Linked DNA regions of Homo sapiens: region 1 is linked to region 2. A link is an interaction called in ENCODE POLR2A ChIA-PET data of the cell type or tissue named here. Cell type or tissue: endothelial cell of umbilical vein. All regions are shown on one strand. Each heading gives the region's core, and the rest is flanking DNA. Links, peaks and the distances in the headings are about the cores only.

Region 1 (5,381 bases), core at 299-5,298, 66 kb after region 2:
TTATTTTTTACTTAAGTACTTAAATATCCACATGCCCTATTAGCAAAAGTGGCATCTTGGGTTATCTTCATCTCTAACGAGTCCAACCATCTCCCTGGAGCTTACACAAGGCAACAATATTCAGACCTGTCCTTCAACACCAAGCTGAAAGAGAAGTGCTTCAATGGATCCAGGGCTGCATGTCTTTTGCCTGGTGTCATTGTAAGGGACTAGTTCTACCCGCTCACCTCTTCACCTGGACTCTGAGGTTGCAAGTCTTTCAGATGATACTCTCATTCTCAGAAATTCTTCCCTTCATTCTTTTCACTGTGTCCAGAAGGGATAGTGATATGAATGATGCATTGTGTCAGAACCAGCCCTACCTCACACATTTTAAGGTTTTGATCCCATATCATCAGCCTAGATATGGCTACCTTGAGGTTGATTTTTATTTTAGGAACCTCATAGGCCTTCCTTGCCCTGGTTTTAAACGGAGCCCTTCAACCTTTCTCAGAAGCTTTACCTAACCAGACCTCAGGGAATAGTTTGGAATATTGGTCCCTTGTGTCAAAATGCCTGGGGGTCTTATGCAAATCAACTGCCATCTTCCTGCAGATCAGTTTCCCAAGTTCCCGCAATCGCAATCGACAAAAGTCAGACATGTCCCAAAGCCAGAATAATGAGTGCCTATAGCCCTGTATTAAATGACTAAAGGGACCACTAAAGAAACAGCACAGCAGAGAGGAGACAAGCTTCTCTTGATAACACATATATCCAGACATTCCTAACTAAAAAGCAAAGGCTGTGGACAAAATCAGATAATGCAGTGTGAGCTATTTGTATCTGACACATTTTCATTTGATCTGTCTAAACATTATAATACATCTTACTAATTTCCTCTTTGTCTAATTTAGGTAAGCCCTGGAAGACTTGAATAATTAAGATGTGCAGACAGGAATACAAATAGTATAACTCTCTTTAAATGTGGTGGTTACCGACAGAGCTTTCAGAAAGACATTTAGATATAAAAACTCCATCACCCTCTCCTCAGTTAAAAATGTTTATTAATGCACATTGCTAGCAGATGGAAACCCTAAAGATCTCCCATCAAAAGAAGGGAGTATTGCTACTGTGGGCAAGCAATCCACAAAGTCCAAAGAAATCAACCTGTTTCCTCCCTTGTGCTGAAAAGAGGTGATAGCAGGATGCATTGTTTACTCTTAATTGCACACAACAGCATAGAGATGTAATAATTTAAAGCACATGATTTCAAAACCTGGGAGAAACACATTTCACTCATCAGAATTGTTTAATCAGTTGTGAAACACTTTGGAAAGAGGCTGATCCCTGGCCAACAATATCCATGGCCAACTTAACGTGTATATCGGTCTTCCCGGGTCTTTTAGTCTGGAGCTTATTGAAAAACCTTAACTTCCTTTCAGAGAGAACTGATTCAGATTTAGCTTTTTTGATCTCTGAACCATGTATGCCTAAGCCGGGGATAGCAGATTTTCATCTAAAGGGCCAACCTTGATCTATAATAAATTCTACATCTATATCCAGCTGACAGTCAAAAGTAATGTCTACTTGGGCACGGGAGGAGTGTGAACAGGATGAGGAGCTCATCTCTTTGCCTCAGTATTCCCAGTGTCTTGAACAGTGCCCAGCCCACAGAAGGCACTCAATAAAAAGGCATGTTGAATGAATTAATTAACTAACCTATCATCTCCAGCTTATATCTTTGAAAAAACACAGTGTTGTAGAAAGCACACTAAAAACTAGAAGATGCTTGTTCCAGGGCTACCGTAACTACATGAGTAAGTCTCCTACCACCGCATCTCAGTTTTCCCCTCTGTAAACTGAATATAGCAACATCCACCCTGATTGGTCAGCAGCTGAAATAATGCTCTCCACAAAAAGCAACCCAGCACCATGTATCTTTCTGTAGTTTGATCCATCAGTTCACATTTTCCCATCAGCTTCTCAGAATTAATCTGCCTTTTTCAGCCTGTCTGACCCTCAGGACCTTTCTAAAGACAGGTTTGATGAGTTTTCAGGTGCATGCCCCTCCCGGAAGCCAGCCTCTGGATGGAGAAAGACAATCAGAATGCCAGAAAAGGTAGTTTGCAATGAACAGACTCATCAGTGATGAAATTGTTAACTCCTGAGCAAAATTACACAGAGAACTTTACAATAACATAATAAAAGGAGAACATGAAAAATCTAAGTGCTATACAGTGACATTTAGCTACAAAAGAAGAGGCTTCCAGGGGTATCTCCTTGACAACCAAAGGCAGAGTGGAGGAAGTGTAACCTTCCATAGCCTCTTTCTGTCAAAACAAACTATGACTTCATTACATCTGTTCTAAGCGGAGGCCTCTCCGTGTTCAAAAAAAAAAAAAACAAAACATATTTATTCATTAGAACAGATTTCCTGCTCAATTTAAATGATTCAGAAATGAAAATTCTGGGAACATAGGAGAATCGGATTCAAACTATTTGGGACAGCATTGCAGCTTCACAAGGATTAGGCCCCATCTATCTCTCATTCCTTTTCTTTCACTCAAATTTCTCCACAGGCTTTGCATCCTCTTGGAATAAAATTTAAATCCTTGCAATGCTAACAAGGCCTACCTGTTCTGGCCTGGCTAACCTCCCCACCACATATGCATTTGCCACTCTGTTGTCCCCACTCACTCCACGGTAGACATACTATTCCTTAAACCTGCCAAACACAACCCCCCATCCAGACCCTTGCATCTCCTGTGCCCTCGCCCTGGAACACTTTCCACCGGAAGATTCAAAAGACTCTGACTCACTTTTTCAGTTCCCTGTTGACATGTTATCTTAACAAAAAAGACTTTCCTGGCCCTTCTATTTGAATGAGCAGCTCGCACCCCAACTCTCTTGCTTCTTTAACCCTTTTCACATTTTTCTTCTTTGCTTTTATACCATCTGACATTTTTTCCATAGGTGTATATACATATGTATTTAAACATTTATTTGCTTATGGCTTATCTCCTCTTATTAGAATGTAAGCCTTGTAAGGTAGAAACATAATTTTTATTTCACTACTCTATCCCCAGTGCCTAGAGCAGTACCTGGTGTATACTCAAACATTCCCTGAATGAATGAGTAAACCCCTCTTCCCAGCCTACCCTTTCATGGTATTCAGGCACTCTTCCTCACATACATCATGCATTGCACCTCCATGCTTATTGCTGTTCCTCCCCCTGAAATACATTTTCCCTTATTTCTGGATCCCAGAGTAATTTCTTTTTTATTTGTTTGCTTGTTTTGAGACAGGGTCTTGCTCCGTCACCCAGGCTAGAATGCAGTGGTGCCATCATAGCTCACTGCAGCCTTTAACTTCTGGGCTCAAGTGATCCTCCCACCTCAGCCTCCAGAGTAGATAAGACTATAGGTGTGCATTATCATGCTGGCTAATTTAAAAAAATATATAGAGTTGGGGGTCTTGCTATGTTGCCTAGGCTGCCAAGAGGGATTTCTGTCCAGCACACACAAGAGCTGAACTGATTGGGAGGAATGGGCAGGAGGTAGGAAGGGGGGAACTTTCCAGAAAAAGATTGCAGCAGAAAACAGTTATAATGGTGAACACAGGGAGAATTGGAAGAATAATTTACCATGGAGAAGGAGAAGGGAAAGAGTCAGAGGGGAGACACCAAGCAACCATCTCCACCAAACTCAGCCTTGTGGCTCAGACCTGCATTTAAGAGTCGGCAGGGTTGCCATCGTCTAGAACCTAGTCCTCCCTCCTCTCCATTCTTCTCATATTTCCATCCATCCAAATCTTTCTTGCTGAGATCAACATAAATGCCCACGCTGTGGCTCCTCCACTCAGCCCTTCAGAGTCATGTACCCCTGCAGCTTTAGTGAGGGCCTCCACTCAGTGTTCATGAAACCCTACTCTGTATTTGAGAAAGATTTGTGGAGTTTTCCTACTTATTTTTTTCTCCAACTAGATAATAAACTCCTTGAAAAGCGAAGATGTACAGACTTTTGAAATATGTTTCAATTTTGACTTCAATACTGACTACCATATTTCATTGAATCTAAGCTAATATAAGATACATTATTTTATATACCACTAAAAACAGAAAAATACTTCCACTTGATTGTAAGACACTGCCAATTGTAAAAAGCATCCTGATTTCAGAGATCTGAGAATGTGAAAAGGGAGCATAGAAGAATTGATGGAAGGTATGTGGTCTTAGACATGTGGTAAGCCTCTCTGAACTTCAGACTCGCCATTCATGAAATGAAAACCATACTTTTTCATTCATTCAGCAAATGTGTATTGAGTATTGTGTATTGAGTGCTTAGGTGTTGGGAACTTTTTAAGTTGAAAGGAATAGTAACTGGCTCTGGTTAACATAAGCGAAAGAGGATTTACTGGAAGGATACTGGGAGCTCAGAGAAACAGGGGCTGGAGCAGCAGGCTTGGTGATGGCAGGAAGCAGGGGAGCACCAAGGCCTGGGAAATGGAAACCATGGCAACAGCTCTCACCAGGAGGGCTCTCTGGTGAGGACAGAGATGCTGGGATTCAACTCATTCTCTTGTCCATGGATAACTCAGGAGCCTCTGATGGACGCAGCCTGCCCCCTGGTGTAGGGGTCTGGGGCAGCATCTGCTTGCTTTGGCTTCCACAGTAGGAGGCAAACACAGAATTTGCCATCCCATCAAGACCACACACAACAGAAGAGAGGAAATTCCCCAAAGTGATTTGGAACATTAGGAAGGTGAGAAAGGGAAATGGACAATATGTGGTCAAAACAGAAACCAAAAGAGATAAATTGCATAACATACTCCTAATATGTGCCAGCCACTATACCCCCAACAGTCATGGTCCCCGTTCTTATAGGGGTTACTGTTACTATCCAGTGAAAGAGGCAAATGAGAAACAAAAAGAGAGATAAAGAGAGAAAGAGAGAAGGAAGGGAAGGGAAGGGAAGGGAAGGAAGAAAAGAGAGAGGGAGGGAGGGAGGGAAAAATCCAGATACTGTCAATGAAGAAAAGACTGCTACGGGATAGAATAACTGGGGCTACTTGGCTAAATCCAGTTGCTCATTTTCAGTCCTCATTTTACATAAAACATCAACAGCTTTTGACACAGTTGATCACTCCCTCTCTGTGAAACACTCTCTTCATGCAGCTCTGGGGAAATCATGTCCTCATGGTTTCTCCTCCTTCGCCAGTTGTTCCTTCTCTTTGATGCATCCTGCCTTCATTTCCCCACCCTTAAGTCCTGGAGGGCCCCAGGGCTCAGGCCTCAGACTCCCACTTTATCTGTACTTGCTCCCTTGGTGAGTGCCTCCAATCTCAAGGTTTTAAATATCGGCATACTGAAGATGGCCAACTTTATTTATCCAGCCAGAACCCC
Region 2 (5,381 bases), core at 307-5,306:
AATCCAGAAATTGGGTCATCTGGAAATGACATAAGAAAATGACCACCCTTGCCACCCACACTGCAGCAAAACTTCAGGACCTCAAACCTTGGGTCTGTAATCTCACAACTTAGAAGGACCCCTCCAGACTCTTGAAACTGTAAACACATTGGAAATCTTACAGTAAAACAAATCATTTCTCCCCAGAAGCAATGGCATCTTAGATATGGCCAGCTTTCCCAGATCAAGATTTCTCTGCCATCATCAAACTCTTACCTCTCTTAATTTTTCCTTTCTTCTGCCCCTATGAGCAACTGAACTGAAAAGGGGACCTTGTGTACGCCCATGGGGTACACTTTTATTTGTGGAGGACTTGAGAGTCAACCTTATACATGGGCAACCTTATGTCTTGATGGATGGTAGATGAAGGACCAATGTGGGCTAGGAATTTGAATGGTATTTTTGTTGTTTCATAGCTAGACAGAACATTTGTCCACTCCTCTTAACCTATATAATAAGTTAAAGAGAACATTTCCAGGAGACCTTCGTCCTTCTGAGTGGGCATCATTTTTTGATCCCTTTTGCCGTGGCTTGGAATAAATATAAATGAGGCAATGGTTAGAAATTTATCCCTCATAATATGCAGTAGAGCAGATTCTACTGCAAAGGCTATGGTTGCACAACAGATTTCTTTAAATTCTCTTGCTAAAGTTGTAGTAGATAATAAAATTGCTCTAGATTGTCTACTGGCCAAACAGAGAAATATCTGTGTAGTTGCCAACACTTCTGTTGTACATGGAGGAGTAATATATCAGGTATTATGCAGACTCAGTTGTAGGAAATTAACAAACAAGTTGCTTGATTAAAACAAGTATAGGAGATTAACAAACAAGCTGCTTGATTAAAACAAGTAAACTTTTTATCTGGCTCATTCTTTGATCTATTTGACTTTAGTTGGTTTGGTTCATGGAGACCCTGGCTAAGGAGCATACTCCAAACTATTGTTATTATCCTCCTGATAGTCATAATGGTAGTCTCCCTGATATGCTGTATTCTCTCAAAAGTTTGAAATGTATCCATGCAGCCATCCATAGAATACCAAATAGTCTCTTTTGACTGGAACAGCAAAAACTCAAAGAAATACATGATCTTGTGGATGGACCCTGTAACCTATAAATGACATGTTGACTGGAAACTCAAAATGATGGTAACTGAGAGTAGTGCTAAAGCCCTAAGTCTGTCACACCCACATCTAGGTGAGAACCTGACCAAAAGGGGGGAATTGTTAAACAAAATTATGGCAGGCCATTTTTTTGGATTGAGTTCATGCATTAGGCCCTAACAAAGCAGACCTAAACAAAATGGAGTCACTCTTGCTAAATGCCATATAATCAAATCGAAATTTTAAGGAAGCAGATAGATCCTAAAACAGACTAGTTTTGTTTTCTCTGAAAACAGAAGATTTCAACATAATAAGGAAGTTTTTTTCTGCTCTCTTATAAAAAAGTAACCTGAAGTAGCCTGATATTAACTAGTTTTTTCTATTGTTCTGTTTCCTTGTTCCCACCTTACAAAACCCACTGTTCTGTTATTACCCAGAGGGAGTTGAGACCATATAAGTCCATTTGTGATGGTGACAGAGTGACATTAATATCTACAATGGGGAAATTGTTATATCAAGTTTAGCTCAAAACTACCTCCTTACATATGTTAAGTTCGGCCTAAAGGTTTCTCCATGCATATATCCTATTTTATGTTACCTTTTTTTTTTTTTTTTGAGACAGAGTCTCATTCTGTCACCCAGGTTGGAGTGCAGTGGTGCAATCTCGGCTCACCGCAACCCTCAGGTTCAAGTGATTCTCCTCCCTCGGCCTCCCTAGTAGCTGGGATTACAAGTGTGCACCACCACGCCTGGCTAATTTTTTGTATTTTTTTTTTTTTTTTAAGTAGAGACGGGGTTTCACCATGTTGGCCAGGCCGGTCTTGAAATCCTGACCTCAACTGATCCACCCACCTCGGCCTCCCAAAGTACTGGGATTACGGGCATGAGCCACTGTGCCTGGCCTATTTTACCAACAATTTTAAAACTAGTTTTAACTAGTTGCTCAATTAAACTCTGTTAAATTTGTCTGAAGATTTTCTTTTAACAGCTTAAAACTGAACATTGACATTCTAGGTTTGATGGAGAGGACAGTCATGGAAGAATGTGATAGGACAAAGGTATGAGCTACGTATAGTAAACTGGGGCAAACTTGGCAGGGCCTGTTCATTCAGATTCCTCTCAGTATCCCTCTGTCTTCAGAGATAAGAAGGCTCCTTTCCTCCAAGTCATGAAAGGGCATCTCCCACATGAGGCTCTTACGGCTGCTTCAGGGGAAGGTCAGAGAGTTCTTCCTGCACCTGCTGTTTCTCAAATTCCTTCAGCTTAAAATATTCAATATGCCAAAGTACCATATTCTGTGGTTCAGTGTGTCCTGAACCCCATCAACCTCTTGGTTTCCCTGAAGAAAAAAATGAATGAGCATGATACCTGAAGCTAGACTATCCCTTAATCTATTCATTCATTTATCAAGTTCCTACTATGCAATAGACACTGTATTACACAATAGCGATTCAAAGGTAAATTAATCAGCTTCCTTTCACTCATGGGCACAGCCTTCTGATGTATAGGAAATCTTCAGGTTGTCTGTGTCACACAAAGCCAGGGAACATTGTTCACATTATGAATACATGCCTGGAAACCACCTCACAGGCTGCGCAAGGAATTATGCAATACAGTGAATGGTCCTGCCTTAAGTTTCTCAACTCTAACATTCAATGCACTTTGAAACAGAGCTTTAGGTAAGTTAAGCATGGATTTTTAACTTGGATAAAGCTAAATAACAAGATACTCATTAAAAAGATCTTATAAGCTTTTCAGTCTCTTAGATTTTAGCCTTAAGCAAGTCAAAAATCAAAGAAGGTGACAAAAGTAGTTCCTATTTGGGCACATTCCTAGTCTGTTTAATTCAGACCAGAGCCAAAAATTCCAATGGTTCAAGATGCCTCTGGATTGACATTGCCCAAAGGATGTTCCATGAAACACAAATAAAAGAGTTATTTGGGCAAGGCTTCTGAGGTCAAATAAGTCTGGGAAACACTAGGTCGAATGTTTTTCTTTATTGTAGAAAATCTGAATGACATGGAAGTGCTAGTAAGCCACGTGGATCTCAAAGAGAAGGGAATAGTATGTATTAGATCAACCAAACACTTTCTTCAAGAAGCAGCTGTCAGGCCTGGCCTTCTGTCAAAGACACTTGGGGCAATCTTCTTCCAGATGATTCTTTGACCTTGGCCAGAACCGCCTGTCAATGCACTTACCAGTAAGGGATGTTATATATGGCAATAAAGACTTGGATGGGGGAGGCACAGAGTGTCCCTCAGGGAAAAGGTAAACTTGAATTTTCTGATATTCTGTGGCACTGACCTTTGAAGAATAAGAACTGAGAGCACATGTTCAGCTCCCTGAGAATAAGAATCAGGTTTTCTTCCTCAGTATTTCAGGCAACACTCAGAGTAAATTAGTATTCAAGAAGTGTTTGTCCAACCCCATTAAAAAGCGGGCAAAAGATATGAACAGACACTTTTCAAAAGAAGACACCTATGCAGCCAATAAGCATACTCAACATCACTGATCATTAGAGTAATGCAAATCATAACTACAATGCGATACTATCTCACACTAGCCAGAATGGCTATTATTAAAAAGTCAAAACATAACAGATGCTAGTGAGGTTGCAGAGAAAAAGGAATGCTTATACACTGTTGGTGAGAATGTAAATTAGTTCAACCATTGTGGAAGACAGCGTGGTGATTCCTCAAAGACATAGAAGCAGAAATATCATTCAACCCAGCAATTTCATCATTGGGTATATACCAAAAGGAATATAAATTGTTCTATTATAAAGACACACACACATGTATGTTCACTGCAGCACTATTCACAGTAGGAAAGACATGGAATCAACCTAAATGCCCATTAATGGTAGACTGGATAAAGAAAATGTGGTACATATACACCATGGAATATATTATGCAGCCATAAAACAGAACGAGATCATGTCCTTTGCGGGGACATGATGGAGCTAGAGGCCATTGTCCTTAGCAAACTAACGCAGTAACAGAAAACCAAATACCAGCATGTTCTCACTTATAAGTGGGAGCTGAATGATGAGAACACATGGACACATAGAGGGGAACAACACACACTGGAGCCTAACGGAGGGAAGAGGGTAGGAGGAGGGAGAGGATCAGGAAAATAACTAGTGGATACTAGGCTTAATACCTGTGTGATGAAATAATCTGTACAACAAACCCCCATGACACAAGTTCACCTATGTAACAAACCTGCACGAGTACCCCGGAACTTAAAAGGTAAATAAAATTTTTTTAAAAAGTGTTTGTCAAAATAAATGTAATGTCTTAATATGCATACACATCGCTGATTTTACATGGGCATATGGGTTTCTATGCATGAGCAACCGCATTCATTTCATTCATCATAAGCATTTTGCCATATTATATTTCTAGCGCCACAGGCAGAAAAAACTGCTTTTATCATTTTCACAGAGAATATAGTACTTCCTGGTTCTAATTTCCTCTAAAAGCCAAAACACTGTAATCAGGAGGAAGAAAATCAGCCCTGCTGCTGAGGCTGAGAGGCACTTACAGGTAATCTGCTCAGCATGGAAATTGTTTCTCTCATGGCTGTGCCTGCCCTGAAACTTCCAAGCCCTGGTCTTAGCTACAAGAAAACAGATGGAGGGGCAGCAAATGTTACCCTTGTACCCTGGCTGATTGTGAACTAGCACAGAGCAGCCCCAGAAACAAATACACATCGATTACATTTAGCTATTCCTTTAAGAAGAAAAAGCAGCCATGACCTGCTGTGGGTCAAATTTTGCAGATAGTATCATTTTTCTTCTGGGTTTTAGAGGATTTTCACATTCTAAGGAAAAAAGGAGAGACTATCTTCTAGAGAGACACAGCCTGCAACCATCGTTTCCTCCATTCTCTCCGGGCGTGTGCCAGCAACAAGTCCAGCATGTTAAGTATTTTGTGGGGCTATTTTTCTTTTCTAAAATGTCAGTGCTATTGTAATCTAAAAGAAGAAACCAAGCCCCTAGGGGAGCCGTTGGTGAGAGGCTTAGTCATAAGGACACAGATATTGATTCTTACCTCCATTCCCTGAGCTCGGCAAGGACCTGGAGCTTTAGAGAAAAAGCCTTGATTTATTACCTCTATCTTTCGACTGAAATCTCTCCATTAACAAGGCCGAGCTAGTTGAAAAAAAAAAAAACTTACCGTGAAATATTTTTAATATACCTCAAAGTAAGGTAATTCAATAATCATGTCATTGTTTT

What was found. ChIA-PET counts read pairs that join two places held together with the same protein. Peaks named below come from ENCODE experiments on the same cell type or tissue, not always from the same donor. Only the 100,000 strongest peaks of a DNase experiment are listed, where the experiment ranks them.
Region 1: POLR2A ChIA-PET joins it to region 2 with 5 read pairs; 1 of 35 experiments calls an interaction of 5 or more read pairs at or near these places.

The regions. Positions count from the first base shown.
Region 1 is chr1:67,853,039-67,858,419 of GRCh38, reverse strand. The region is part of intron 1 of GNG12-AS1 (GNG12, DIRAS3 and WLS antisense RNA 1); the gene reads right to left. Among named protein-coding and RNA genes, the nearest start is that of GNG12, 22 kb to the right of the region's middle. In endothelial cell of umbilical vein, for the core only: a CTCF peak has its summit at 4,610 (motif pointing left); DNase peaks (open chromatin) are centred at 2,289, 2,779 and 4,569; H3K27ac peaks cover 2,056 bases.
Region 2 is chr1:67,919,219-67,924,599 of GRCh38, reverse strand. The region is part of intron 1 of GNG12-AS1 (GNG12, DIRAS3 and WLS antisense RNA 1); the gene reads right to left. Among named protein-coding and RNA genes, the nearest start is that of GNG12, 88 kb to the right of the region's middle. In endothelial cell of umbilical vein, for the core only: no CTCF peak of the experiment used is centred there; a DNase peak (open chromatin) is centred at 2,379.